Linked DNA regions of Mus musculus: all the other regions are linked to region 1. A link is a loop called in an ENCODE intact Hi-C map of the cell type or tissue named here. Cell type or tissue: left cerebral cortex. All regions are shown on one strand.

Evidence for each region. A loop is a pair of places that touch in the nucleus more often than their neighbours do. Peaks named below come from ENCODE experiments on the same cell type or tissue, not always from the same donor. Only the 100,000 strongest peaks of a DNase experiment are listed, where the experiment ranks them.
Region 2: it touches region 1 in a loop (4-fold over the local background); 2 of 42 quality-filtered maps call a loop at or near these places.
Region 3: it touches region 1 in a loop (11-fold over the local background); 3 of 42 quality-filtered maps call a loop at or near these places.

Annotation. Positions count from the first base shown.
Region 1 is chr5:30,989,568-30,997,567 of GRCm38, forward strand. No RefSeq gene overlaps it. Among named protein-coding and RNA genes, the nearest start is that of Tcf23, 25 kb to the left of the region's middle. In left cerebral cortex, a CTCF peak has its summit at 3,891; DNase peaks (open chromatin) are centred at 3,869, 4,684 and 5,640; H3K27ac peaks cover 1,138 bases.
Region 2 is chr5:31,117,720-31,125,719 of GRCm38, forward strand. The region is part of intron 1 of Trim54 (tripartite motif-containing 54); the gene reads left to right. Among named protein-coding and RNA genes, the nearest start is that of Trim54, 5.1 kb to the left of the region's middle. In left cerebral cortex, no CTCF peak of the experiment used is centred here; DNase peaks (open chromatin) are centred at 3,622 and 5,538.
Region 3 is chr5:31,088,624-31,096,623 of GRCm38, forward strand. It overlaps Slc30a3 (solute carrier family 30 (zinc transporter), member 3), which reads right to left and starts at 4,904. Exons shown (of 8, transcript NM_011773.3): 1 at 4,640-4,904; 2 at 1,433-1,614; 3 at 931-1,077; 4 at 696-849; 5 at 1-183. The coding sequence starts at 4,734. In left cerebral cortex, CTCF peaks have their summits at 6,490 and 7,743; DNase peaks (open chromatin) are centred at 4,109, 4,946, 5,274, 6,012 and 3 more places; H3K4me3 peaks cover 3,942 bases; H3K27ac peaks cover 2,292 bases.

The DNA.
Region 1 (8,000 bases):
AATGACCCAATACAAAAATAAAGAAAGAATACAGACAGACAGATGTCACGGAGGCGGGTATATGTTGGTTAGGGTTATTTTGTTTTGTCAACTTCTTACCACGTGAGAGTACCACAAATGAAGAACTGCCCCATTGGCCTGGCCGGCAAGCAAGCCTGCAAGCATCCTATGATTGATGTTTACTGTGGAAGGGTCCAGTCCTCTTGGTCGGGGTGTTCCATCCCTGGGTAGGTAGCCTGGGGTTGTATAAAAAAGCAAACTGAAGCTGGGAAGTGATGGTCCACACCTTTAATCCTAGTATTCCACAGGCAGAGGCAGGTGGATCTCTGTGAGTTCGAGGCTAGCTTGATCTACATATGAGTTCCTGGATATCCTGGGCTACACAGATAAACCCAGTCTCAAACAGAATGAGAGAGAGAGAGAGAGAGAGAGAGAGAGAGAGAGAGAGAGAGACCAGGGAGAACAAGTCAGTAAGCCACACTCCCCCACCATTTTTGTTCCCCTGACTTCTCCATGGAACCTGCAAACTGTAAGGCGAAGAAAACCCTCTCCTGACAAGTTGCTTTTGGTCATGGTGTTTTATCCCAGCAATAGAAACCTAAGACTGAGTGCAGAAGGTCACTCAGCAGTCTATAGAGATGGGCCAGCTTATCCCTAAGAAAAGGGCAAACTGATGAAAACCTCAATACCATCCACTTAACCTGCATTTGAAATGCTTAAGCTGTCATATCAGAGCTTACTGCACCTGCAGGCGACACAGGTTTGGTACCCAGCACCCACACCAGGATACTCACAACTCAGACTCTCTCCCTCTCTCTCTCCCTCTCTCTCTCTTCCTCTCTATTTCTCTCTTCCTCTTCCTCTGTCTCTCCCGCTTTCTCTCCCTCTCTCTCTCTCCCTCTCTCCCCCTCTCTCTCTCTCTTCCTCTCTATTTCTCTCTTCCTCTTCCTCTGTCTCTCCCTCTGTCTCTCTTTCTCTCCCTCTCCCTCTCTCTCTCTCCCTCCCCCCTTTCTCTCTGCAACTCTTAGCTCCGCCTCCGTTTTCCCTGTCCAATCACAGACCTCCTTTGCACTTATGTAATTGAACAGGGAAAATCCTGTGACAGGGACCCACCACTCTCTTCTCACCTCTGAAGGTACCTGTGTATGTGTGGTGCACACAAAGACATACACATACACACAATTTTTTAAAAAACTTTTTCAAAAATCTGAAAGTTTGACAACATGCTTTGTGGGAAAACAGGTATTACATATTATGATGAGATGAATATAGAAACATGTCTGAGATGTATTTAGTTAATAAGAACTACAAAATAGTGTGTGTAACAAGGCCCTAGACCTTAGCACAACTGACTCCATGATGGAAAAGCCATTCAGGCCTTAAAACTCAACACATAGACAGTAACTCCTGCCAAAACAAAAAGAAAGTCCTAATCTATCAAAGTTCATAGCTCTCAGAAAAATCTCTAAATGTACTTGACCCTTTAGCTCCTATAAATCTGCCTCTGGTATGCTCTTTTTGTTAACTGAAATATGTCAACTTGGAATATGGTTTCTGTGCTTAAAAGCTCACCCTGAGAAAGGTCAATGCTACGTCAATGTAGTCGATGACTGGGTAATAAAGACTTTCTATTGGCTTAAACCCTGTCTCTGTAGTCTTCTCTGGTGGATATCTCATAATACATATGTCTTAGTTAGGGTTTTATCGCTGTGAAGAGACATTTTGCCCAAGACAACTCTTATGAAGGACATTTATTTGGGGCTGGCTTACAGTCTCAGAGGTTTAGAAGCAGGGCAGCATGCAGGCAGACATAGTGCTGGAGAAGGAGCTGAGAGTTCTACATCTTGATCTGAGGATAGCCAGAAGGAGACTAGGTTCCACACTGGGTGTAGCTTGTGCAGATATAAGACCTTAAGCCCACTCCCACAGTGACACACTTTCTCCACTATTAGGCCACACTTCCTAATAGTGCCACTTCTTTTTGCTGAGCATTCTCAGTCTCATGAATCTGTGGGTGGTGTACCTATTCAAACCACCACAATGCATATATAATGCTATCAGAACTCGTGACACTTCTGGTTATATATATATATATATATATATATATATATATAACATTGTTATTAGTCCTTCGATAATTTCATGCATTCATACAAGGTGTCTTGATCATATATGCCCCCTCCCCCTTACTTCTTCCTGATCCATCCCTTACCTCACCCCTCCCATCTTTGTGGGTTTGTTTTTTAACTAGCCCACTGTAAATGTAACATTTATTCACATAATGTAATTGTCATCTCAGGCTTACCACCTCTGTCTGCTAACCTAGGCCTAGTCCTAGAAGCTTCTAGACTCTGTACAATCTTATCTAGGCCTAGACTGTTTTTAGCCTCTGAGAATTAATGACTGATGAATAAGCTTGCCCTTTCTTGTTCTTCCTGATCTCTAGCTGGCTGGTTCAACTCAGCTGTTCTGGCTCAGACTCTTCTCCAAGAAGACTCTTCTCTGTTGGCCTCTGACATTTTGCTCTACTTGATCTCAAACTAACTCTGGCAATCTGTTCTAGTCTTCTGGCTCCTTCTCATTGTCTGGCTCATTCTGTCTTCACCTGTGTCTAGCTTGTTTTCTCTCTGCAACCTGTCTCTCAATAACTGTCCCAGTTAAACAGTCTCCATCTCTTTTTCTCTCTGCACTCTCTTAAATAGTTTCCCTTTTTTCTCTGTTCTCATGACAGTTGGGTACAGCCTATTCTGTCAAATCTTTCTCTGATTCATCACTTTATCTGTCACTCAATTAGACACCACTTTCAAATATGGGTGCCTCCTTCTGCACACTAACTTTATCTTCATTGTTTGGATTAATGGTGTGTCTGTGTTCCATCCAGAGGAATTGGAAAGTGTGCTCTAAGGCTAGAAACAGTCTTTCTCAGTAAATAACATAATCTCGGGGTTCACTACATCCAGTTTGTGCTGTCCAAATCCTCTTTTGTGTTTTGGTTTGAAATAGTCTCATGCAGCTCTGGATGGCCTTGAGTCTTTAGGACTCTGTCTTCTGCGTACTGGGTCAGCAGGTATGAACCACCTCATTTTTCTCACTCAGCTCTACTTTAGTCTCCATCATAAATCCAGCTTAGAAGACAGATTTTATTTCTCACAAATAAATGGAAAGGGGTTGGGGTGGGAGAGATGGCTCAGCGGTTAAGAACACTAACTGTTCTTCTAGAGGTCCTGAGTTCAGTTCCCACCAACCACATGGTGGCTCACAACCATCTGTAATGAGATCTGACGCCCTCTTCTGGTGTGTCTGAAGACAGTTATAGTGTACTTTAAAAAGTAAATAAATATTTTAAAATGGAAAGAAAGAAGGAAAGAGGGAAAGAAAGAAAGGAAAGGATTATTCATAGACCCAGGTTATTGGGCCTGTCTCAAAAAAAAGGTGTTTACCATTAGATGCTTTTGTGTCCCCGGGGAAATGTTTTTAAAGTAGTTGTCATGTGGTTTCCCACCTGGCAGCCAGAATTCCCAGTGCTGATTAGGCGGTGGCCCAGAGTTCATGGGACCTGACAAACAAGTGGTTTGTCCCCTGTTCCTCCCAGGACTGTGCCCCTATGGACTAGTCACTACCGTGGAAAAGCTAGTGGCTGGGCAAAGGAGCTGTGGGTTTGCATCTGTCCATGAGTGGCACCAAGAACTCAGTATTCACAGTCTATAATCAGAACCAGAGATATAATTATCTCCATAGAGAAAAGCATAAAAATAGTCTTGAAGCAGCACCAGCTCCCACAGAAAATCTCCACTCCCTCCATCTTTTCTTTGGCACGTTGGTCTATGCTGAGTGGGCTTGGAAGAGACCAGAATACTCAGTTAAGTCTTTTACAGAGATGTTCACATGGTCTCCAGAGGTGGCGTCTACCCCACTCTCTGCCACTGTGCCAAAACCAAAGGACAGTGAGTGGTGGCTTTCAAAGCTTCAGACCACACAAGTGACAGCTGCAGTGTACTGGGCCCTGCATGCAGCTCATTTTTAAAAGCTCTGTCACTGTACATTGTCACCAGCTGGCCCTGAGAATTTGGGTTTTATCCTGTGATAGAAAACTGTGATCTTGACTAAATGTCACAGCCCTAGTGTGGGATCCCAGCTCTTGGGAAGTAGGAGGAGTCTGCGGAAAGTTTGAGGCCAATCTTATCTACATACTGAATTCCAGGCTAGCCTGGGCTACAGAGTTTGTGATTTTGGATCTCTGGATCTCTCAATACCTAGCTGTCTATAAGTCTCTCACCCCCATTCCCTCTCCACCCCCATCACCTCAACACTTATAAAAAGTCTGGGCTCTGAAGGCCAGAGCTTTCCCTTTTCAAAATTACATTTGTTCATTTGCTCTGTGTGTACATGTGTGTATTTGGGTGCATGTGCACACACCATAACACATGTGTGGAGGTCAGAGGACAACTTGGAGGACTTCATTCTCTTCTTCTACCTGTGGGTCCTGGGCATCAAACACAGGTTGTCAGTCCTGGTGGGCAGATCTGTGACCCACTGAGCCATCCGGCCATGCCAGCCAAAGCTTTCTTGACTGATGATTTAGGCAGTCTTGTGAGGCAGTGAGGTCGACCACATTGATTGCTATTTGGCTCCACAAACTCCTTGCCAGCAGAACTCTGGTTGTCAAGTGTGGGCTGACAACACTTTCAGAAAGGCTGGGCATGTCTCCCAGTGGGGTTGCCACATCTAGCAATTAAAATATAGGATACAGGGGGTGGGGGTATAGCTCAGTTGTGGAGGGCTTGCTTAGAATGAACAAAGCCTAGGGTTTGATCCCAATCCAGCAAGGAGGGAAAACATGCAGAGTATCCAGTTAAAACTGACTTTCGGATAAACAAGAAATAGGTGAGCTGGGCATAATGGTGCACACCTGTAATCCTAGCACTCAGTAGACAGAGCCAGGATGATCAAGAGTTCAACACCAGCCTCAGATACATAGCAAAACCTTGTCAGACAGGGGGAGAAGAGGAGGGGAGAAAGGAACAGAAGGGTAGGGGAGGAGAAGAGAGTGTGGAAAGGGACAGGAGGGGAGGGGAGAGGAGGGCGCCCTCTTTCTCGGGCACTAAGAATGAACTATGAGCTGGTCAAAAATGAGAGTCCTCAGGCCTCTTCAGGGATGGACCTGAGGTGTGGGCATGTAACACAAATCTAGCTAGCAGATGCACTGGGGGGCCTCTAGGAAAGACTTTTCTCCAGCTTAAAGTCAGAATGGAAGAGGACAAGTGAGAACAGGGAGGCCTCCTGCCTTCAGTGACCTCATGGTCTTAGGCACTGCAGGGGTCATCTTGTCACTAGGAGGGAAAATCCAGATAAAGTCAGAGTAAGCCAGGTGTCTGTCTGTCTGTCACAGTTCAGCGGTTCTGAGGGTCTCTCCCCAACAGAGACATAATGTTCTGTGACATAATATTTCCTCACTGCGAGAACCACTTTCCGTTGCCTGGTCTGTCCATGATTGCTGGCAACATCCTAAGCGATTCTGCTGACAGGAACCAGGAGCTAGGTCAGCAGGTGTTAAATGGCTGTGGTGAACAGGCTCTGAACTCAGCCAACGAACCTTCCCTTAGCCATGGGCACGGCACTTTCATTGTGAGGTCTTCCAGCCTGTGGCTGTTGGGTGGCTGTTGTGTGGGTCTTTCTCAACTCCTCACCCTTTAGGAATGACAGCAACTCTCCAGACTGTGAGGGCGTGAGAACGAGAGAGATTTGCTTCCTCAGATGGGTTAGCTATTTTTGTTAGCCGTTCTCTGTGTCTTCAAGGTCATCGACAGCTTTAGAGCACTGAACTGACTATACCAGGAAGTGCTAGGCAGGCAGGCCAACATTAAGGGATGAGTGGACTCTGTGTAACAATTGTGGGTGTACAAAGAGGGACCTTTAGCCTAGAAGATGGGGTTAGTGACCCTGAGGTAGCATTACCTTTTATGGTGTCTGTTTTTCCATTTTTGATCACAGTGTAGAGTGTTTCATAAAACAGTTTTGATGTTTGTTGAGTGTTTTTACTTTAACCTGTTTGTCACAGTTACGTGTGCAGGTGTAGAATTCTGATCAACAACTCCATCTCTCTTCCTTCTTTCCTTCTCTGAAGCAGCCACAAGTTATCAGTTTGTTTTCCTATTCTTCTCTCACACATTACAGTCCAACCACAGTTTCCCTCTCCCCTCCCCTCTCAGGTTATCAGTGTCTTGTGTATGCCTGCAGAGATTTGTAGGCCTTGGAAAAGCATATACATATACACAGATTCTTTTAAAAAGCTTTTTGTTGTTGTTACTGTTGCTTTTGTTTTGTTTTTAAGTGCTGGAGATGAAATCCAGGCCTGATATGTACTAGAAAAGTTAGTTATATTCTTAGCCCTAGAATTCCATTTTCTGAGGGGGTGAGTGAGCAGAGATGGGTATATGAATATGATGCACAGTATTCCTTTTAGAAAACATTTATGTATCTATATAGTGTGTTTGCATATGTTTGTGGGTACACATGCCAGAGATCAGAGGACAACTTGTGGAAGTTGGTTCTCTTCTTCCATAAGCAGATTCCAGGAACTGAACACAGGTTCTCTGGCTTCGTGGCAATTGTTCTTTCCAGCTGAAAAGTCTCCTGTGTCCCTGGCCTGGGATACACAGTGTTCTACTGAATGGATGTACCACAGCTTATACGCCAGGGCTGGAGACTAAGAGCTTTCACTCTTCCAGGGGACTTGGATTTGGCTCCCTACACCCACCTTGGGTGACTTCCAACCTTCTGGAACCAGGAGAACTGAAGCCCTCTTCTGGCCTCCATGGGCTCCTGCATACATTTGATATACATAACTGACACGTATGACCTTTATTGACAGCACTTGGAAAGCACATCTCTGTGAGTTCAAAACTAGCCTGGTCTACAGAGTGAGTACTAGGACAGCTAGGAGTACACAGAGAAGCCCTATCTCAAACAAAACACAACACAACAAAACAAAAACAAAAACAAAAAGAACACATAAAACCCAGAAACAAATAAATAAAAATAATTTTTAAAAAAGCTTATTAGCCAATTCTTATTGGCAGTCTAGAGGATATTGATAGAACCTAGTAGGGAAACCCCCACTCAATTCCCAATTCTGTGGGCACCCAAAAAAAATCACGAAGGACCATCTTGATGTAATTACATGAGGACGTTTAATGACGTAGCTCCGGACCGACATGCATCCCACACAGGAGATAACGGATGTCGGCCATGAGGCTCGGAAGCTAGGGGTTTTTATGGGGTGAGGGGCTTAGGGGTGTGGAATTCAGCATAGCGACACACTATTGGCTTATTCAAACATCAGCAGAAAAATTACATGTACGTGCAGGGTGTCAGAGTTCTGTGAGTTGTTGACTCAGTTCAGATAGCCCTGCTATGTCTTCACAGTCCCCTTTATCTTATGGTCAAGATGTTCCCAGGAATGTTTTAACAACAGGGCATACCCAGGTTTGTTTTTCTTTATTCTCAGCCCCAGGCAGCCTCTAGGCTCACAAACAACCAGCAATTTCTGTGTACTTTATATGACTTACAGGTCTTGAAATTTCATCTTTCTTTCAATATAAGCCATGTTTTTTGGCTGGCCAGTTCTTTCTGAACACTTCAGATGTTTTACTCTGCAGATCAGGCTGGCCTTGAACTCATGAAGAGCCACCTGCTTCTGCCTCCAGGTGCTGGGATTAAAGGCATGCACTATTAGCACACTTGGCTATGGATACTTCCACTGCCCAGCTGCACCCAGAATCCTTCTCTGAAACAGAAGTAGAACCCAGAGGAAGGAGGCTCCACGAAGGGCTTCCACATTTTTGGTATAGATGCCACAGGGCTTAAGTGAGGACATCCTGCACAGTCACAGGGACTGGCACCATTAACAGTTGCATCCAGCTGTGTAGTGATGGCGCACGCCTTTAATCCCAGCACTCGGGAGGCAGAGGCAGGTGGATTTCTGAGTTTGAGGCCAGACT
Region 2 (8,000 bases), 130 kb after region 1:
TTTAACAATCCCCCCTGTCCCGCCTCACACTAAAAACCTCAAGGACAGACAAAATGAGAGTCACCCTATACAAACCAACCAATGTCTAAAAAGGTTATTGGCTACACCAATTAAAATAAGCCAAACTACCCTGGTGCCTATATCCGGCCTTTACCAAGGTATAAAAAATGTGTTCTTTCTTTGTTCTGGGTCTCTTTCCGGCTTGCGTGCTGAGAGGGGGTTCCCCAACATGTTGGATAAGTAAAATCCTCATGCGTTTTGCAATGATGGCGGCGGTCTCTGTGGTCTTTGTGAGTCTTTTGTCAAGCTACACTAATTCCAGCAGTTGGGAGGCTAAAGCAGGAGGATTGTCATCTTTTGGTTTTGTTTCTGAGACAGGGTCTCTCTATGCAACCCCAGCTGTCCTGTAGCTCACCATTCAAACCAGGCTGACCTCAAACCCACAGAGATCCTCTTTTTCTTTTTTTTTAAAGAATTATTTATTTATAACATATGTGAGTACACCATAACTCTCTTCATGCATACCAGAGGAGGGCATCAGATCCCATTTCAGACAGTTGTGAGCCACCACGTGGTTGCTGGGAATCGAACTCAGGACCTCTGGAAGAGCAGTCATTGCTCTTAACTGCTGAGCCATCTCTCCAGCCCCACAGAGATCCTCTTGCCTCTGCCTCCCCAGTACTGGGATTAGAGATGTCACCACCATTCTGGAAATCAATTGTCATTTTTAAAGTTAACCTTGATTACATAATGAATTCTGGACCAACTTGGGCTACAAAACAAGACTGTTTCAAAAAGTAAATTAAAAAATCTAAAATTAAAAATTGTCGGTAAATCTATGAGAAACCCTTCAATGCCAGCAGAACCGTGTGTATTCGAGGCAGAGCCTCTCTGTCCATGAGGGTCTGATTAGACACTGGGCCAGGGCAGCAGGGGTCTCCCCAGTTTCACTACTGTGATCCTTCCTCACCTGGTAAAGACTTAGAGGGTAGCTGATATTCAGGCAACTTACAGACACCATAACTCTCTTCATGCATACCAGAGGAGGGCATCAGATCCCATTTCAGACAGTTGTGAGCCACCACGTGGTTGCTGGGAATCGAACTCAGGACCTCTGGAAGAGCAGGCAGGCAGACAGACAGACAGACAGACAGGCAGACAGACAGAAGGCAGAAACAAAATTGTACTTCCCAGAAATGCCTGGGTATCTGTGGTCATGAGGCCAAGCACAACTAGGTGAAGTCACCAGGACTATTTTGTCCACACATTTCAAAAATAAAAACAAAAGATCTGGGCTCAGTGGTACATGGCTGCAAACCCAATCCTTGGGAGTTTAAGGCTGGCTTGGACTGCAGGAGACCCTGCCTAGCCAGCTAACTAACTAACTAACTAACCAACCAAATAAATAAATACATACACACCAGAGTCCTTTATACGTTCACAGGCTTGCTTTCCAGCTCTGTGCCTTTGGTGGAGCTCTGAGTCGGTTGTGACTGGATCAGAGGTCGGGGAGAAGGAAGGAATAGAACTCACATGCACAGACACGGGACCTCGCAGATATAACTTGGCTCTCTTGGTGTTGCAATCTGTGATAGGAAAATCAGGAATATGCTTCCTGCCAGGAGACAGGCTCTATGGCACATGCCTGGGATCCCAGCGAGGAAGGGACATCACAAGCTGGAGGCTAGCCTGGGCTATGTAGCAAGTATGCCAGAATAGGTGTATAGCAAGACCCTGTCTCAAAAGAGAAAAAAAAAAAAAATGTCAGGGGCTGGAGAAATGACTCGGTGGTCAAGAGCATTTGTTGCTCTCCCAACCAACTCAAGTTCATTTCCCAGTTTTCTTGTGGTGGCTCACAACCATCTGTAAGTCCAGTTCCCAGAGCTCTAGGCTCCCTTCTGATCCCCATGGGTACCATGCATGCAGGCAAAACATGTACACATAAAATAAATCTTTAAAAAAATAAAAGGATAAGAATTCTCCCTCCTCATCACAGTATGGGGAAATGAGATGAGCACAGGCTTCCCTCCCCCTCCTCCCTCCTCCCTCCTTCCTCCTCCCTCCTCCCTCCTCCCTTCTGTCTTAGGTGCTGTGGTTAACCCAGGTCCTTGTGTGTGTTAGGCATGCATCCTACCATTGACCTATACCACCAGGCCCACACAGGCTAGTTTTAAAATATTTATTTGTTATTAATGTGTGCATATGTGTGTGTGCACATGCATATGCATGCAGGTGCCCATGGAAGCCAGAAGAGGGTGTCAGACATCCTGGAGCTGGAGTTGTAGGTGTTTGTGAGCTCATTGTGTGGATTCTGGGAACCAAACCCTAGTCGGCTGAAAGAGCAGCAGTCAGCTGAAAGAGCAGCATATGCTGGCAACCGCTGGGCTGGTTCTCCCACCTCAACACAATGGATCGCCACAGTGAATCGTAGTCACTGAGAATAGGCCTCCAGCTTCCTTGGGACAGCATATTTAAAGGCAATGAATGGGCTAAGTTAGGACATCATGGCATGTCTGTACACCCCGTCTGTCCTCTGCTCTTTCACGGAGTAGCCAACACCCCAGAATTTCTCCTGCCATTGTCCCCTTGTATCCTCTTCAGGTTTTCTTTTATTCTGAGCATCTAAACATGCTGTTATTTGGCTATGAAGGCCTGAATTTCTTATCTTGGGCCTAGCCTGCATGTTGTTCTGACCCTGCCTCAAACCAATAAATAAAATAAAAAATTCTTTCCAGGTATAGTGGCGTACTCCTGTAATTCCAGTACCCATGAGGCTAAAGCAGTAGGAGTGTCATGAGTTCAAGGCCAGTCTGGGCTGCATAGCTAGTTCTGTGTAAGTGGCTATGCCTTGCCTACAGTCAAGGTTTTTCTTTTGGTTTGAATTTAGGCTAAGATATTTAGAAAGGGCACCCTTTTTATGTATGTTTGGGGACAAGCCCCGTGCAAGAGCAGATGCCGTAGCACACCTGTTGGTGTGGCCCAGGAAGCTGAGGTGAGAAGGTCACTTGAGCCTGTGAGATTTTGTTGTTGTTGTTGTTGTTGTTGTTGTTGTTGTTGTTGTTTTGGGGAGGTTGTTTGTTTGATTGTTTGGTTTGGTTTTTCGAGACAGGGTTTCTCTGTATAGTCCTGGCTGTCCTGGAACTCACTTTGTAGACCAGGCTGGCCTCGAACTCAGAAATCCGCTTGCTGGGATTAAAGGCGTGCGCCACCACGCCTGGCTGAGCCTGTGAGTTTTGAGACCAGCCTGGGCAACATACCGAGATCCTGTCTTAAACGAATGAGGAGTTAGGAGTTAGTAGAGGGCTTGCCTAGCATACACAGAGACCTGAGATTAATCCCAGCACCAAGCAAACTGAGGGTGCTGGCTCCCACCTGTAATCCCATACTCAGGAGGTGAGGTCAGCCTGGGCTACATGAAACCCTGTAGCCCCTCAGGGCTCTGAGATGGTCCTGTAGATATGGAGCGTCCTCAGAGAGCGAGTGGACAGCTTGGTCCTTGGTGCTTTATTTGGGGGTCTGGGGGAGGCTGACCCAGTTACCCAGCCGCACCCTGTCTGTTCCTCACAGCTCGGTCTGAGAGATGAGCATATTTCCTTTTTCACACGTTGCCTCCACACTTTGACAAGTCTAGGCATAATCAGATTGTCTGTTTTCTAAGTATGGTGACAAGAATAGGACTTTTAGTTCCTCATCTTCAAACCACCAAGGGAAAAAAGCCTTCAGAGCATTGCCTAGAAAGTTAACAGTTACGAACACGATGCCAGGACACCGCATTTAAATTTTTATGTGTACATTTTTGTCAAGCACCTTGGAAGTTTATAGCATGGAAAATGAATCTGCCACTAACTTCAGATCTTTAATTCCCTTTACTAAATACAAACAACCCTTACCATCCTCATACTTCTGAGAATCTTTCTAGAAAGCTCCATGCTTAGGTACATGTTTGCTCGTGGAGATACACTTACACTCAACCAATAGATTCTGTTCAGCTCCCCACCCTTCTTCCCCTTCTTCCCTCTCCTTTTCACCTTCTCCCCCTTCTCCCCCTCCTCCTCCTCCTCTTCCTCTTCTTCCTTGTATGTGTTTTGAGACAGGATTTCTCTGTGTAGCCCTGGCTGTCCTGGAACTTGCTCTGTAGATCAGACTGGCCTTGAACTCAGAGATCTGCCTGCCTCCCAAGTGCTGGAATTAAAGAAGAAAACTCAGCCTTCTTATTTTTTTTAAATTGTTCCATATCTATACATTGAAGCCACAGTATGTCTTTTGTCTTGGTTTGTTATACGGTTGTTTTACCTTTTATTACATATCATTTTTGGTGGGCCACGTGCATAAAAGTTAGAGAACACTTTATTCTTTATAGCGTCAGCTCCCCCCTCCTACCTTTACCTGGGTCCTGGAAATCAAACTCAAATCACTAGGGCTGTGGGGCAAATGCCTTTCCCTTTAGTTCTGCTGGCTCTATTTTTTGCCTTTTGAGACAAGATCTTACTCTGTAGCCCAGGCTAACCTTCTACCCTCGCCTCCCAAGTGTCTGATTACATATGTGAGCCACCACACCCAGCTGTGTTTTCTGTTTTGTTTTTGTTTTTCAAGACAGGGTTTCTCATATAGCCCTGACTGTCCTGGAACTCACTCTGTAGACCAGGCTGGCCTCGAACTCAGAAATCCGCCTGCCTCTGCCTCCCAAGTGCTGGGATTAAAGGCATGCGCCACCACTGCTGGGCGGGCTGTGTTTTCTGTTTGATAGAGCAGCACAGCGCCCTTTGTTATGACCAGGCCACAGTCTATTTAATCCACCTGCTAAGATGTTTAGTGTTAGCGGGCATCCACTGTTGGCCAGGAGATTGACTGCCATGTTCAGCTGCGGGTAGGTCAGTTGGTAAAGTGCTTACCTAGCACACACAGTGCGGGTTAGGTCAGTTGGTAAAGTGCTTACCTAGCACACACAGTGCTCTGGGTCTGACCCCCAACCCCACACAGATCATGTGTGCTACACACCTCTAATCCCAACACAGGAGAAGTTCAAGGCCATCCTCAGCAATGCAGTGATTTGGGTGAGACCCTGGGCTACACGAGACATTGTTTTGGTTTTTTTTTTCCCAAAGGAAATTATCGATCAAGATTAAAGATTTGAGGAAAACGTCTATAATCTAACCCTGACTCACCTAGCATAATTATCTTCATTTTTGCCTAACACTTCTCTTGCCTCAGTTTCTCCAGGGTTTTCATAAGCTAGATTGCCTTCATTCCCTCCTTCCCTACTATTCTATTTGGTTGCTGTTATAATTCTATTTAAAACTGTAGCTCTCTTTTTTCCCTAATCTGAAATAGAAAATTTCAAAATATGACATTAACCCCTCTAATTTCTCCCCCTCCCTCTCCACACCTGCACCCACTCAGCTACCAAAAATTTTGACGAGAGCAAAGCTGTTGGTATGGGAATTTGACACAAACATCTTCCCATGTGTTTCTGTATTTGTAAACTCTATTCACGTCCAAACTACTTTAGAGCAAGCTTTCAGTGTATTTTTGTATCTGCCTCCGCTTTGCTGTGGGCACTTGGTTCTGAGAAGCAACCTGTTGTCATTTAGCAAAAGACCAGAAGGAGCAGGGAGGAGGAAGGCCAGCTAGGGAGAGTTTTACATACATAGGGAGCTGTCAGAAGAGAGGCTTTCGGGACTTCGGCATTGCCCTGTGGGTATGAGCCTGCCTGGTGTGCAGAAACCCTGATTTTGATCCCCAGCCTTGCAGAAATGAGGCAGGGTGGTCCATAATTGTAAACGCTGTGCTCCCAGAACTTGATAGGTAGAGGCAAGAAAATCAGAAATTTCACAAGTCATCCTTAGCACTACACAGTGAGCTCAAGGCCAGTCTGAACTATTAAAGACTGTGTGTATGCATGCACATGTGTGGCAGAGGGAGAGGAAGAGGGAGGGAGAGGGGGGAGGGGAGAGAGGGAGAGGGAGGAGTCTGGGAAAGAAAGAAGAGCTCAGCTGGCTCTGCCCTTGCTTCAGCTGGTCATCGGGAATCACAGGCCTCCACTGAAAGGCCCAGCAGTCTGCTTCATTTTCTGGCCTTTTAAATTTGTTTGTTTTGATCCCATGTGAAGGACAGAGGTTGACACCAGATGTCTTCCATCATGGCTTGCTCTGGGTGATCACTTTTTTTATTTTGTTTTTGTTTTTGTTTTTTTTGACACAGGGTTTCTCTGGCTGTCTTGGAACTCACTTTGTAGACCAGGCTGACCTCGAACTCAGAAATTCGCCTGCCTCTGCCTCCCAAGTGCTGGGATTAAAGGCGTGGCCACCACCACCAGGCTGGGTGATCACTTTTAAAGCCTTTCTATTCTACTACCGGGGTCTTCAGTTGGCCCTTTCCTCTCCCACTTAGTCCCAGTGTCAGCAGTGGGCCCTTGTTTCTCAGCCCAGGTCTATATATGCCTTTCCCATTTTAGCTTTAAGTAAGAACTGGATTTCCTACCTTTCACCAGATGTCTTCTGTCTATTCTGTTTTTCCAATGTGACCTAGGCTCACAAAAGCCACAAGGCCATCAGGTTGGGAGTGGAGGTCTCCAACATTGTGCCTGGCATCCAAGGCCTCTTTCATATTAGCGTTCTCTGGGAAGCCGGGAAGAGGGCTACCACTGTGAGATATGTGCACATTTGCCAGACTGACTCCATTTATATAGCTTCTCTAGACAGACCACAGAGGGACCAGAAGGCATCACGCAGCCCTCGAGAGAAAGGTTCCGATCATGGTCGCTGCACCAAAGCCTTGAACGAAGCCTAGAATTCCTTCCCTTTACCATCCTATTCTTTGTTGGTTTGACACGGGGTCTCCTGTTTTTCAAGATGACCTTGAACTTCTCTTCCTTTTGCCTCCCTGTCCCAAGTGCTGGTAGAGGCGCGTGCCTGCCACCCCACCCACATCATTCGATGCTGGAGAGCAAACCCAGGGCCTTGTGCACATTAGGCAAACACTGCCAACTGAGGCTCATCCTCAGACCATCTTCTTCATTCCTCTTGTTTTCCATGGTGCTGAGGTTGGATCAGGTCAAGCACCAGTCTACAGAGCCGTACCTCTAACTCCAATCATTTCCTTTTAACTTTTTCGGGGAGAGGTGATGTGGCTATTTCATGCCCCGTGGCTCCCTGCGGTCATTTATTTTACGATGGATTTAAGACTGTGAGCGTTTCCTTTATGTTCACGTGTTGTTTTATATTTTGTTGGCGCCTTCACAGACATGATTCCATAGAGTGCTGTCATGCTTATCGCAGGGAGAGCACTGAATACTGGTCACAGTCACACAAAGGGACAGGGTAGGACATTCATCCAGATGTTCCATTTCTTAGGGTAATGGAATTTCCTCTACACATCATGTTGTTGGTATATGAAAATGTACTTTATGGGGCTGACTCTGAGCATGGAAGACAACTGTTGTGGCATATACGACAGAGCCAATTTCTTTTTTTTTAATTTCCTTTTATTTTTTTTAATATTTTTAATTAGGTATTTTCCTCATTTACATTTCCAATGCTATCCCAAAAGTCCCCCATACCCTCCCCCAACTCCCCTACCCACCCACTCCCACTTTTTGGCCCTGGCGTTCCCCTGTACTGGGGCATATAAAGTTTGCATGACCAATGGGCCTCTCTTTCCAGTGGTGGCCGACTAGGCCATCTTCTGCTACATATGCAGCTAGAGACACAGCTCTGGGGGGTGCTGGTTAGTTCATATTGTTGTCCCACCTATAGGGTTGCAGATCCTTTTAGCTCCTTGGGTACTTTCTCTAGCTCCTCCATTGGGAGCCCTGTGATCCATCCAATAGCTGACTGTGAGCATCCACTTCTGTGTTTGCTAGGCCCCGGCCAGAGCCAATTTCTTGATAAGTAAGTTAAACAGAAATGGAGGAGCAGATCTTGATAACTGAATATTAATTAGGTGGAGAGATCTTTTCCCAGAATAGAGTCTGTCATCTTTTTGAAGACTTCTTAAGGTTT
Region 3 (8,000 bases), 99 kb after region 1:
ATCGAGGCTGCCAGGACCCCAAAGCTCTGAAGGAGGTCTCCCAGCACATGCACAAAGGCAGCCCGGACACTCGTGTTTCCCAGGGACATTGGGTATCCATGCCCTTCCTCTAGAGGTGCATACTCTGCACCTGTAGATCCATGGCTGTGGGGGGCTCCAGTCTGGTGCAGCACAAAGGCCATTCTGAAGGAGGAGAGCGGTTCAGGCAGACGGCCTGTTCTTGGCCCCACTCACCTCCCCATACAGTACCCACCTCCACCTCTTTCCCGTCCCAGAAAGAAAATAGCATTACCTGACAGAGAAAAGTTATACTGTCAGGAATAAAAGATACTGGACATAGGGCCAGAGGTGGGGATGCATGTCTGGCCTACTATTTAAACTGTCACTTGGCTCCCTGGTCGTATCTTCTACATTAACAGGTACTAGGAGGAAAACTAGCACTCATGAATTGAGAGACTTAAGTTTAAGACCATACTAGTAAAAGTACCTGAGCAGGGCTAGTATTCAGGAGGCCCTCAATAAACATCTCCTGGCTGGACTGTCTCTCTCCCATTCCCTTTCAGGCACATCCAATGACGACAACAGAACACACTCGTGTGCCCCCCCCCACACACACACACACGAGCTCTGCCATCCTATTAGACAACCCTCTCACCCTGGACCCCACATGGTGCCCTCTCCACACTCGGACCTACAGCAGATTGGCACAGACAGCGATGCTGGCAGTCAGCAGCATGGCACCCGCCTCAATGTGATAGTCACTATGAAGCAGGCGGAGGAAGGCCAGGTACAGGAGGATGCCAGTGACTATCCAGAGGGAGACCACAGAGGCCAAAGCTCCCAGAGTCTCTGCAGAGGACACAAGCAATCAGATCAGGGCCCTAAGGCACTGGCAGGGCCAGAAGGGCACCAAATAATACAAGGGCTTACCTGAGCGGTGCCAGCCAAAGGTCATGGTGCGGGTGGCTGGCCGAGTGGAAAGCCAGAGGGAAAAGAGGCTGGCCAACATGCTGCCTATGTCTGCTAGCAAGTGGGCGGCATCAGTCATGATGGCCAAGCTGTGTGCTAAATACCCACCTGCAAGGGGAAATGTATAGCCTGATTCCAGGAAACAGGCAGTGTGAATGCTTAGGTATGAAAAAGGAGAGGACACAAACTAGCTATCACATGTTAAGATTACAGGTATTGTTTCTAGTCTCTCCATAACAATAGACTTGATTTTCATAACAGGAGGCTGGTTATTAAAGGCTACTTTATATGGGGCTTGGCCCACAAGCCTCATGCTCCTTCCCGGGAAGGAGCCCTGTCCGACCTTCTAGATGTTCCCTGTCTTTCTCTTCCTTGCTTCTCTACTCAGGAAACCAGGGGTTCTTGGTGGAGAGTGGCCTAGGAAGTACGGAATATGGGACTGGACGGGTGTCCTCCAACTTACCAACCACCTCCCCGGCCATGAAGATGAAGCACACAGCGCAGGCGGCATACAGCTGCCTCCGGGCTTGCACCCTCTCTGGAGAGAGGCCTGACTGAGGCACGGGGTCCTTGTGGCAGTGGTGGAAGGCCATCCCCTCAAGCTTGGGCTCCTCAGGCAGGGGCTCTGAGGGCTCTGTGAAAAGACTGAGACAGGCAACACGTTCACCCGGGAGCCTGAACTGGTCACTTGCAGTGCCTGCCTCAGCAGATGGGCCCATCTCTGTCCCTTTGCTAGACCCATTATGCCCAAAGCTTTGCAGGCATGTGGAGCTCTACTGAACAGCCAGACCCACACACAAAGCCATAGAATTCAGTATCTGCAAAGTATGTTACAGCAGTGTGGTCTAATGTTTTAACAAATAAAAGTGAAATGTGAGGCTCATTGGGGGAAAGAACGGGTAGGGGCACACAGCTGGCAGGTGAGGGAGCTGAGACTAGACACTGACAAACATCTATGTAGAGGCGGCTCAGGATTGCAGAGTGAGTGAGGGAGCGAGTGGATGCTCTTCTTGGGTGATGAGGGTTCTTAGTGAGTGGGACGCACATGGACTCGACACAGTGGTACACTGCACAAGGCAGATGTTGCTCCCTGGGGAATTCCAGCATTCTCAACTGAGTTCTAGTGGGGAGATGGCGGGAACCACAGAAGGGCCTGGAGAAATGTGGAGGACTGAGACAGAGATGGGTCCAAGTGCCAGAGAAACACGGAAGAAAGCTGGTACGAGAACAGGACACAGGCAAGCAGGCCACAGAGCACTTCTCTGTCAGCCTTGCTCCAGTGCCTCAGTCCCCAAACTGTCTGTCCCTTTCTCTCAAGACAGGAGATGCAAGTGAGGTCCTTTGAAAGGAACACTGGATTTAGAGTCCAGCACAGGTTACCTGGAGCCCAGTTAGCCCACACATCCCTTGACAATAGTGATGGGCCTTACTCAGGAATGCCACAGGCAGGGCTCAAATGGACTGTCTGGGTCTATTCTAGCCCAGTTCTCTCTCCCTGAACCTCTGCAAGTAAAGAGCAGAAAGAATAAAGGTCCTTGGCACAGAAGACAGGCCTGAAAGACAGGAGGAATAAGGACCCCCAAGGGAAGGGATAGCTCTAGAGTAGATAGATCCCACAGCAAAAGGGAAGGGGCCCTGGGAATCATCTGGCTGAAGAGAACACTGTGGAAGGGATGAGCCCAGGTTGGGAATATCCAGCGGTTATCGGGGATACTCTAGATGGGGGGAGGTAGGTTCACTTCCCCAATGGAAAGCCCTTTCCCAGACTGAGAATGAGTGTGCATGATTCAGGTGCTCCCAGATGACACAGGGAGGCCACAGTGGCTTCAGAGCCCATCTCTGTTCCATGAGTTATGCCACCTACTATGCAAACAAGGAGCCCAGTCTAGTGGGACATAACTGTATAACACGACTTCTACCAGGGAGAAGCTGGGGTGGGGTGGGGCTGGGGGTCTGAACAAATTACTGTAGGGCACAGGGGAGGGAGGAACCTAATATAATGGGGATGAACAGGGAGGGCATCCAAGGAAGACAGAAGCCCTAGAAGCCACTCCTGACAGGTGGGATTGTGATGTCAAGGTTTGCAGCTTGGCGTTTAAGCAGGGTACTGGGTGAAGGGCTGAAGCAAAGGGCTCAAAGGATGGAAAGAACAGAACCCCTCATTGGCAGAGCAAATATCTTCACGTTGAAATGACCTTGATGGTGGATTGGGAGAAAGAGGACATAGAAGTGTCTAGACGCTCTGCCAGGCACTATCATAGGAGGGTCAGGTAAACAGGCCGAGCCTCTGAAAACCCTGCAGGGTTTGGTGACTAATGGTCATATGAAGGTGGAAATGGCCCAGGAGATCAGGATGCAGTGTCAGGAGGCATGCTGGGCAGTCTGGGGGCTGTGGTAAGTCACCTTCCTTGGGCTTGTAAGGTGAAACACAGCAAGCCATCAATGTAGCCGCCCATCAACAGGCTGCCTCCTTTTGTTCGGCATCAAGTGGGCACTAAAGGGCCTCTCTGCTGGGGTGTGGAGGTGTGACTATGTTTTGTCCAGGGCTAGCGGCCGTTTCTTTCCCTAGCTTTCTGAAATTCCCCGACAAACAAGAAAACGATATCTAGCGTGGGGGAAACAGTGAGGCCTGGGGTATCCCTTGGGCGAGTAAGAGAGGTTGATGCCAAGTCAAAGGCTATGGGAATAGATGCCTGGGACACAGCTGGAGCCCCACAAGCTGCCCACAACTATAGTCGCCTGCAGCCCTTCTCTGCTCCCCCATTCCCCACCCACTCAGGTTTAAGGCCCCCTCCCAAGGAAATAATCGGTGACACAGAAGACCACATCAGAGACAAAAGGAGAAGACTGGGGAGGGAGAATAGAAAGAATGGAAGAACAGAAGGGAGGGGAAAAAAAGCCTGAGACCCTGTCAAATCTCAGAGACAAACAGACAGTCTCCTTCAAGACAAAATGGCCAGAGGAGGTGGCCAGGGAGGGCCTGTCGCGGTGGCCACCCGGAGATGGCAGGGCAGACGGAGCCAGCGACGAGCGGCGGGCGGCGAGCGGCGGGAGGCCCGCGGGGTGCGGGGGAGGTTCTGCTGCCGCCCCCGGCCCGCTGTCCCGGCCGCTCCGCGCCTCATCTCACACCTCGCCGCCCCCGGCCCCGTCTGTGCGGAGCCGGGAATACCCCCCGCCGCCCATCCCGCACCTGCTCCTTCCTCGCCGCCCCCTCGCTCCTTGCGGCTGCCCGCTGAGCCCGGGCGGATCCCCAGGGCCGGGGCCCACAACTGGCCGCTGCTGGATGGGGCGCCCTGAAACCGGGGTGCGGAGAGAAGGGTCCGGGGCCTAAAGCTGGGATTCCAATGCCCGGAGGCGAGGCGCACGGAGCAATGCGGACATCGCCGCACCTGGCCCGCTCGGTCCGACGGAGCGGCGGAGGCGGCGCAGGGGTTAGGAGGCTGAGGGTGCCGCGGCAGGGGACTTGCTTTGCCCGGCCAGGAGAACATGGGGTATCGCGGCAGAGGCGGGGAGTGGGGCTGTCTGCGGCCGGCAGATCTGCGTCGCGAAGTTGGGGGGCCGCGGGGAGCTGGGGAGGCGGGCCGGACCCGCGCCAAGGGAGACAACGAAATGGACCGATGGCATCAGTCTGGCGCCCCCCGGGCTGAGGGCCAGCCCAGGTCTGTCCTACCTCTTCAATCGCAGGCCGCCGCCAGCGCTGCTGCGGTCTCGGGCACTCACTAGGCGGGTGGTCTCCGAGCCTCCGGTGGCCAGAGAAGGCTCCATGTCCCCGCTGCCCAGACCGTCTAGGCCGCACAGAGGGGGAGAGGCGGGGCAGGCCTTGCGCCAAATCCGAGCGGTCCAAGGACCACTCGGACTCCCCGCTGGGCCACCAGTGTGGAGGGAACTGCGGCGACTGTGGCGCTCGGAGTCCGAACTGCAGAGCCCGCGGCCCCGGGAGCCCCGCCCCAAGCGGGGCGAGCTCCCCAAACCCCGCCTCCAGGCTCCCCAGTCTCTATCTCCCACGCCTAAGACCCGCCTCCAGGACCCGCCCCCAAATCCAAAGTCCATTTCCCCCGCGCCAAATTGTGAGATGGGGTGGGGTGGAGGTTATAGTGGTGGTGAACCGGCACAGCGCCCTCTCCCCAAGTCCCCCCCCACCAGTTCCCAGACTGGCTCTTCACACCTAGGAACCCCTCTGACATCAAACTTTTTGAAGGTACACTGCCCTATGCATGCTGGTTTAGTGACGTTGCCCCACCGCCCAATCATTCTGTGGCTCTGGCCCCCACGCGGAGGTAGAAACAGGTGCCAAATCGATCTGGAGAAAAACAGAGAGAATCTGGGGTGAGCAGTGATACATTCCCAAACAACTCTAAGGACTCCAGCCAGCAATCCCACTGCGGAGGCTCTGGAATAGGAATGCATGAGCAAAATCTGCTGCCAAGCACTGTACCGCTAATTATCATGTGTGTGCGTGCGTGCGTGTGTGTGTGTGTGTGTGTGTGTGTGTGTGTGTGTGTGTGTGTGTGTGCGTGTTTCAGGGACTTTGGGTAACAAAAACCTTCCTGATGTCCTTCAACCCATATATTATCCTTACTTTCCAGACGAGTAAGCTAAGTCCCAGAAGCATACAATGCCACGTGACCTGGAGCAAATGTCCCATCCTTTCCCCCACCTGGGTCCGATTAGCGCCGGGCTAGCAGTTGAAGCGCCTGGGTTACCTAACCTTCTCATAAGGAGGTTTGGGCGGCGGGAGGTGCTCTGTCACCTCTCGAGGGTCCACGATCACTGTTTATCGAGGGACGCTGCTTGTTCGATTTGTCAGCAGGTAACTCCTTCCTTACCTACTTAACTGTAACGCGGTGCTCGTTTGGGGAAAGACAACGGCCCAGAGAAAGGACTCACTTACAAGCCGTCGGTGGCCAAGGCTGAAGTCGAAACTTTAAATGCTCAGTGCTCTCTACTCCTCGCACCTGCCGCCACTGTAGGATGAAAGGGGAGGAGAATTGGATTGTACACTTTCAGCTGTGACAGTCTGTGAAGAGGAGGGGCCGTGGGAGGAGGGGAGAGAGCAAGGACGGAAAGAGCGCTTTGGGGGGTGGGGGTAGTGAGTCCAGGCAAAAAAACCACCAACCGCATCCTTTGGAACACACCGAGCTTTCTGAATTTAAGGCCCTGGGATTGAATACCTGCCCTCAGCATGGTCGTTCCAAACAAGGAGATTGTGTGTGCATTTCCAAAAGGCAAACCAAACAAAACACAAATGAGAAAGTCAAAGACACCGCGAGCGCGCCACACACAGTGTCTGGAAATGATGGGGTTAAGGCGGGAGAGCTTCGCGGAGGAGGTGAGGCTTAAAACGGGCAGGCTGTTCCGGCCGGGGAGAGTGCGACTAGGTTCGCGCCAGATTTGCGGGGCGGCGTGCGCAAAGGGATGGTATTGAGCGGAGAAGCAGAGCAGAAAATCCAGCCTGCACGTCCTAGGCGCCGGCCTACGCCCACGCGCGCCTGGGGCCACTGTCTGCCTTCCCTGTGCGATGGTGTCTGGACCAATGGGGGCGCTCTCTTTCTAACCTCCCCAGTGGTCTTGAGGGCCTCAGCTTGCGTCTCAGGAGGACAAACTGAGGAGAGCCACCAGGCAAGGTCACCTTGTTGGCCCACGTCAGAGCCAAGGTGGAAATTATGTCCCTGTCCAGCTAAGCCAGCGAGCTTATCATGCCGACCGCCGTCGGTTTTCTAAATTCGCTGCTTGCCCTGGAGTTCCCCTGATTCCAATCGCGCTGGTGCTGGAGTGGCCAAAGAGCAAGATGCTGCACTTCAGAGATGGCTATACTAGCCTCGCCCCCAGCGACCCGGGCGAGCTCCAGAATGGGGAACCGATTTAGACACGCCTGGGTCGATGACGACAACAGGGAACAAGACAACAATGGCTTCCTCTGGGGATTTCCCTTCCTGGGCAGCCCGTAGCGCGCACAGAGCATTCCGGACTGCCCTGGAGGGGGCGCGGATATTGGCACGTGCCGGACCCGCCACCGGGTGGGAAGCCAGCAGGCCTGGAAGTGAAAGGAACGTCGGAGCGGATGGATGACAGCCTCACTGTGTATCTGGCTGCCGAATACACCGCCTCCAGAGCCAGCAGGGGGAAGACCTACAGTTGCCTTCGCTTGGGAAGCTACCTAAGAAAAGCTTGGCAGTAAACCCCTTGTTTGTGCCTGTTTCTCTGGGAGCCACCAAGAGGCCCTACCGGAATTTTCACATGGTCTGTATGGATGACAGACATGGGGGATCATGCTGTATGTACTTGGAGACGATGTTGGAAGGTCAGCCTAAGGCTGGTGTCCCTTAATGGAACTGTCAAGTTTGGTCAACATGCCTCCTACCCACCCCCTCCACTGCCACCCTAGCTGGGGATCACCTGATGGGTGAAGCAGACATGCTCCCTCTCCTAATAATTTCTAGAGAGTTCTCTTCTATGGTTGTTTGTTAAAGCAGTGCAATACTGCAATACTGATTCGCGGACATGTCCAGCTACCTGCCCTGCTGTGCCCTCTCTAGGAATCTTCCCCTAAGGTGACTCGTTCATTTCTTAGTCCCAAAGGCTCAAGAGATGCAGGAAGCTATAGATGTCCCCAGGAGGACAATTCAGAGCCAGATTCCGGAGGGCCTCTGTCAGAACAGACTAGAAACTGCAGGGTATCCAGGTTAAAAGTCCACCCTGGACCAGCTCCCATCGGGAGTGGAAGTATTGAAGTCAGGATTAAAGCTGGGCTCAGGCAAAATTTGCAATCTAAGCATGCTGTGCCCCAGCGCCCCACTAGTGGCTGCCACATGGTCCTCAATTAAGCCATTCCAAACAGGAGAAGTGGGCTGAGGCTGCAGCAGCGCAGAGGAGGCGGGCTCATAGTTGGTAATAAAGAGGATGACAAGAGCCTGCAATTTAAATCTCCTCTGCCCCAGGGAGCCTTCCCTGGCTCTTAACTAGGTCAGGTCTCACACGAAACACCCTCCTTCCTGTATCTACTGACGCCTGGACATACACCACCCTGAACT